Linked DNA regions of Homo sapiens: region 2 is linked to region 1. Evidence: read pairs that join two places in POLR2A ChIA-PET (ENCODE). Cell type or tissue: MCF 10A. All regions are shown on one strand. Links, peaks and the distances in the headings refer to the core of each region. The heading gives the core; the rest is flanking DNA. Region 1 has its middle 29 kb from the start of ADGRF4. Region 2 has its middle 630 kb from the start of PTCHD4.

What was found. Peaks named below come from ENCODE experiments on the same cell type or tissue, not always from the same donor. Only the 100,000 strongest peaks of a DNase experiment are listed, where the experiment ranks them.
Region 2: POLR2A ChIA-PET joins it to region 1 with 5 read pairs; 1 of 35 experiments calls an interaction of 5 or more read pairs at or near these places.

The regions. Positions count from the first base shown.
Region 1 is chr6:47,668,285-47,671,209 of GRCh38, forward strand. It overlaps the pseudogene ADGRF2P. Among named protein-coding and RNA genes, the nearest start is that of ADGRF4, 29 kb to the right of the region's middle. In MCF 10A, for the core only: no CTCF peak of the experiment used is centred there; DNase peaks (open chromatin) are centred at 1,587 and 1,887.
Region 2 is chr6:48,743,461-48,746,385 of GRCh38, forward strand. No RefSeq gene overlaps it. Among named protein-coding and RNA genes, the nearest start is that of PTCHD4, 630 kb to the left of the region's middle. In MCF 10A, for the core only: no CTCF peak of the experiment used is centred there; a DNase peak (open chromatin) is centred at 1,701.

The DNA.
Region 1 (2,925 bases), core at 335-2,834:
TTTTGAGATGGAGTTTTGCTCTTGTCGCCCAGGCTGGGTGCAGTGGCGCAATCTGCCTCCCAGGCTCAAGTGATTTTCCTGCCTTAGCCTTCCAAGTACCTGGGATTACAGGCACCCACAACCACACCCGGCTAATTTTTTTTTTCCCAGGAGAGACAGGGTTTCACCATGTCGGCCAGGCTGATCTCAAACTCCTGACCTCTGGTGATCTGCCCGCTCGGCCTCCCAAAGTGCTGGGATTACAGGCATGAGCCACTGCACCCGGCAGATTTGTCATTTTAGATGCCATTAAGAACATTCATGATTCATGGGAGAAGGTCAAAATATCAACAGTAACTGGAATTTGAAATAAGTTGATTCCGACCCTCATGAATGACTTTGAGGGTTTAAGACTTCAGTGGAGGGAGTAACATGGTAAATGTGGTGAAAACAGCAAGAAAACTAGAATTAGAAGTGAAGCCTGAAGATGTGACTGAATTGCTGTGATCTCATGAAAAAACTTTAATGGATGAGAAGTTGCATCTTATGGATCAGAAAAGGAAGCAGTTTCTTGAGGTAGAATCTACTCCTGGTGAAGATGCCATAAACATTGCTGAAATGACAACAAAGGATTTAGAATATTATTAGTTAATAAAGCACCAGGAGGGTTTGAGAGGACTGACTCCAATTTTAAAAGAAGTTCTACTGCTATCAAACAACATAACGTGCTACAGAGAAATCTTTCATGAAAAGAAGAGTCAATCAATGTGGCAAACTTCACTGTGGTCATATTTTAAGAAATTGCTTTAGCCGCCCCAGTCTTCAGCAATCGTCACTCTGATCAGTTAGCAGCCATCAACATTGAGGCAAGACTTTCCACCAGGACAATGTTTAGGACTTGCTGAAGGCTCAGATAATTGTTAACATTTTTAGCAAGAAAATATTTTTAATGAAGGTATGTACATTTTTTAGACATAATGCTATTATTGCACACTTAATAGACAACAGTATAGTGTACTCGCAACTTTTACATGCACTAGGGAACCAAAAAATTCTTTTGACTTGCTTTATTGCAATCTTATATTATTACGGTGGTCTGGAACTGAATTTACAATATCTCCTAGGTATGCCAGTATGTGAAAATGCTCTGAAAAAATTAAACCCCATTCGAAGATCAGCTCTTTCACCAAGATTGCGCCACTGCACTCCAGCCTGGGTGACAGAGCAAAACTCAGCCTCAAAACAAACAAACAAACAAACAAACAAACAAACCAAAGATGAGCTCTTTCTTATTTTGGAAAAGCCACATGACATACTTAAAAAAAAGTTACAGACCTGGGTTCAAATCCTAAAGAGTAAACAGACAATAACTGTTTGCTTCATTATTCTTTTCCCTTCCATAATGTCTGTATTCAGGCAGGAGGGATGGATTGGTCATTAACTAAAGGGAAAGCAGTGGGATGGTTAATGACAGATGCTGTGTAATCTTCCATCCCTGAGATCATCTGAAGTGTATGCCTACAGTCTGTCTGGGAACTTCTACAGCACTTTGTGAAATCTCACTTGAAGTCTCAGTAATTCATTACAAAGCCTAATTATGCAAGTAGCAGCCGCAGACTGTCAGCTGACCAAGCTGGTGATTGAAATCCTTCTGGTTGGCTGATAAAGTTCTGTCTGGAGTTTTGTTTACCTTTTGGATTACTGTGATTTGTGATTTCTAGTTCAATACTTTTTTTTTCTTAAGTCAGAGAAGAGGTTTTAAATTTTTTTTTCAAAATTGTCTTATAAAACTGCTTGTCTCCATTTCTGTGTGTGTGTGTTTCACACACTTGCTGTGTGTGTGTGTGTTTCAGTCAAGCAATTTTTTTTTCTTTCTAAAGGAGCCAAACACCGAACATGTCCCAGCCTGCAGCTCACATGTTTTCCTTTTGCCTGTTTTGTCTTAACGTTAGGGAGCTGGGCCTGTGGTCAGTCAACTGTATGGCTTTTAGGTGCAGACATTCTATACAGAAACAGGAAGAGATACTCTGAAATTAAATTGCTAACAAAGATGAGACTCATTTTGTGGAATCTGGAATTTTGGAATGCTTCCTGTCATGTTGATTCGACAGGCTTTGATTCTTAGAGTCTTACAGTCTCTAGGGAGAAAGCCCCAGTCCAAGTTCCCAGCCACCCCGGGTGTGCATCAGATCTCTCATACTGTGAATTCCCAGAGTTGTGAGGGGCCGCCAAAAAGATGCCATCCTTGTTCTAGCTGCTAGGACATTGCTGAGACATAAGGAGCTCATTTTTTGTTTGTTGAACAAACACATGGATTAACATCTTAAGTACCTTCTCTAGGTCTGGAAAGCAGAGAATGGGTTGGAGGGTTGGAAATGTTATTCCTTTGTAGATCCAAACATTCTACTAGTATACTTTGCTGTTCCCTTTTTTGTCCCCCTCCCCAGCCCCCGCTTTTTTTTTTTTTTTAAATAAGGGAGAGGGAAAATAGTTTCTTAATTTTTACTTTAAAAAAATTCTAATGCTTTTGTATTTGGCACATTTCACCTTAGGAAATTGCAATATTAATGAAATTGCTTTATTTATTTTAATATGAATCACACGAAGTGACTTATTTTTAGGTTGTATGTTCTTGACAGGTAAGCCTTTTCTGAAATAAATGTCTATAATGAATTTTTTAGCTTAGGACATGTGAAACCAACATTTCAAACATTTGTTTGAGAGGCAAGAGTTATACTCCAGTTACCCCTGCTGACCCGGGGGAGGGAAGTCAGAACCACCAGACCCCTGTGGCTTTTCACAAGAAAATGAGGACAGAGGATCTGGCAGATAGGAGGTGGGTGGTCAAAAGATTAGAGTCACACTACTGTTTTGCCACTACACGCTTTTGCTTCTTTTAAACTTTCTGCTTCATGGAACTAGAAAAAAAGCTAATGACTATGGTTT
Region 2 (2,925 bases), core at 144-2,643, 1.1 Mb after region 1:
AATCAAAAGAATAAAGAGTCCAGAAATATTCATGTTCCTATGATCAATTAATTTTTGATGAAGGTGTCAATGCAAATTATACTATATTGTAAAAAATTATGCTGATCCAAAATAAATGAACCTCGGCCTTTACCTGACACCGTATACAATAATTAAATAAACATGGATCATAGAACTAATGTAAAAACTAAACCTATAGAATTTCTAGAAGAAATCATAGGTGAAATTTTAAGTGACAATTGACTGACTTGACAAAAATCCTTAAATACAAACTAAAAAAAAAAATAAGTAAATAGATCGGTCTTTATTAAAATTAGAATCTTGCTCTTTAAAAGACCCTCTTAGTATAATAAAAAAGACAAGCTACAGACTGGTGGAAAGTATTCGCAGAACAAATAGTTGACAAAGAAGATCTAACTAAGAGTATACAAAGACCTCTTAGAATTCAACTTTAGGCTTAGAACAAGTTTTTTTAAAATAGGCCAGATTGTTGAATAGATATGTCACCAAAAATGTATAAATAGAAAACAATCACATGACAAGAGCTCAACATCAGTTTTTATTAGAGAACTATGAGTTAAAACCACAATAAAACACCAAAACGCCCACCAAAATGTCTAAGATTCAAAAGACTGAACTTATCCAAGGATCAGTGAGAATGTGCAGCAAATGGAGCTTTCATACATGACTGATTCGAATGTAACATCTTAACAGGAATAGATAAAGAAAGAATCAGTGGTGCATCCATAAAATGAAATGCTGTAACAAAGTATCACAAACTAAGTGATACTTTGCTACAGCAGCCCTAGAAAACTATTACAAACATCAAATGTATGTGTTTTGACAGATTTATATTTATTTCATTTTTGAATTTTTCTTTTCTAAGGTTTTAATATTTCCCTAATAAATGCAGAATATTTCGTTTGTCTCATATTAGGACAGGAATTTCTCAAATTCATAATTTTTTTTTGATATTTCAATTAAAAATACTGTTATTTAAAAGGAAAAATGAAATGCTCTGAATACAAAGGAATAAAATATTGTTACACACAACAGCATAGATAAACCTTAGACTAATTAGGCTGAGAAAGTCAGACAGAAAAATGCACGCACTGCATACCATTTATATAAAACTCCTGGATGTCCAAACAAATTCGTGTGACAGAAAGAAGATTGGTGGTTGCCTGGAGCTGGAGGAGTGGATGAAGAGGAGAAGCAGAAAGAAAAAAATGTACACAAGAGAAATTTTGAGGCTAATAGTTACATTCATTATCATGATTGTTTTATTGGTTTTAAGGGTTATACATAGGTCAAAATGTATCAAATTTTACACTTGAAATATGTACAGTTTGTTCTATGTCAATTATATTACATTAAAGCTAGCTGAAAATAAGGAGAGAAGAACATTTTCTTTTTGCACTCTGATTACAGTGTGGAGACTGGACTGTAGAGAGAAATAATGGAAGAAAAGGGAGAATTTTAGCATGCCTCCAAATTCTTCTCAAGAATATGGTAAGCAGAGGTTATTGATTGTAGGTGTGTATACAGAACTGAGAAATATATTGAGGTAAAGCAAAGGTAAAGATAAAGTAAAGCCCTCAATGTTAGATTGGAAATGGGAGGTAAGGATAAGGTAGAAGAAAGATTAAAGCATGACTCAGATTTGTCTTGCTCAACTGGAGGAATTGGGATTCTTTTCTATGCTGTAGAGAAACCTGGACTAGGACCAAGTTTCTAGGAGGAAACTGTTCAATTCAGTTTTGGAAATGCTGAGTTTGAGGCTTGCTTAAAGCCTCACAATTGAAGGAGTTGAGTAGAAGTTTGGGCAAAGAAGCATAGTTTGGAAATATAAATTTGGGATTCATTAGACATTTGATGGAATATTAAGCTTTAAAAATTAGAGAGAGAGGCAAATGAAAGTTTTCATTAGAAAGAGAAGAGACCCATGAAAGAGATTAGGCAATTTCTAATCTACAAAGAGAAACCGACAAAAACACTAAGAAGTTTCTATAATTTATAGTGACCATTTATCAAATTTGTACTAAATGAAGGAATGAATAATGATTTTTATGAAAAAACATTCAAATCAAAAACATTGCAAATCAAAACCACAATGAGATACCATCTCACACCAGTCAGAATAGCTATTTTTAAAGAGGCAAAAATTAACAGATGCTGATGAGGTTATGGAGGAAAAGGAACTCTTATACACTGTTGGTGGGAGTGTAAATTATTTCAACCATTGTGGAAGACAGTGTGGTGATTCCTCGAAGACCTAAAGACAGAAATACGATCCAACCCAGGAGTCCCATTACTGGTTATATACCCCCAAACATGCAAATCATTCTATCATAAAGTCACATACATGCATATGTTCATTGCAGCCCTATTCACAGTAGCAGAATCAACCTAAATGCCCATCAAAGATAGACTGAGTAAAGAAAATGTGGCACATATACACCATGGAATATTATGCAGCCATAAAAAATGAGATCATGTCCTTTACAGGGACATGGATGAAGCTGGAGGCCACTATCCTTAGCAAACTAATGCAGGAACAGAAAACCAAATCCTGAATGTTCTCACTTATAAGTGGGAGCTAAGTGATGAGAACACATGGATGTGTGGGGAAAACAACACACACTGGGGCCTTTCAGAGATTGGAGGGTGGGAGGAGTGAGAGGATGTGGAAAAATAACTAATGGGTACCAGGTTTAATACCTAGTTGATGAAATAATCTATACAACTAACCCCCATGACGTAAGTTTACCTATGTAACAAAACTTCATATATACCCCTGAACTTAAAATACAAGTTAAAAATGATTTTTTAATCAAAACCCTATCTTATCATGTTGGCATTTACTCAGTATTCAAAATAATTTTTAATGCGTATTGGTATTTTTAAGCTTTATTAACCACCCAT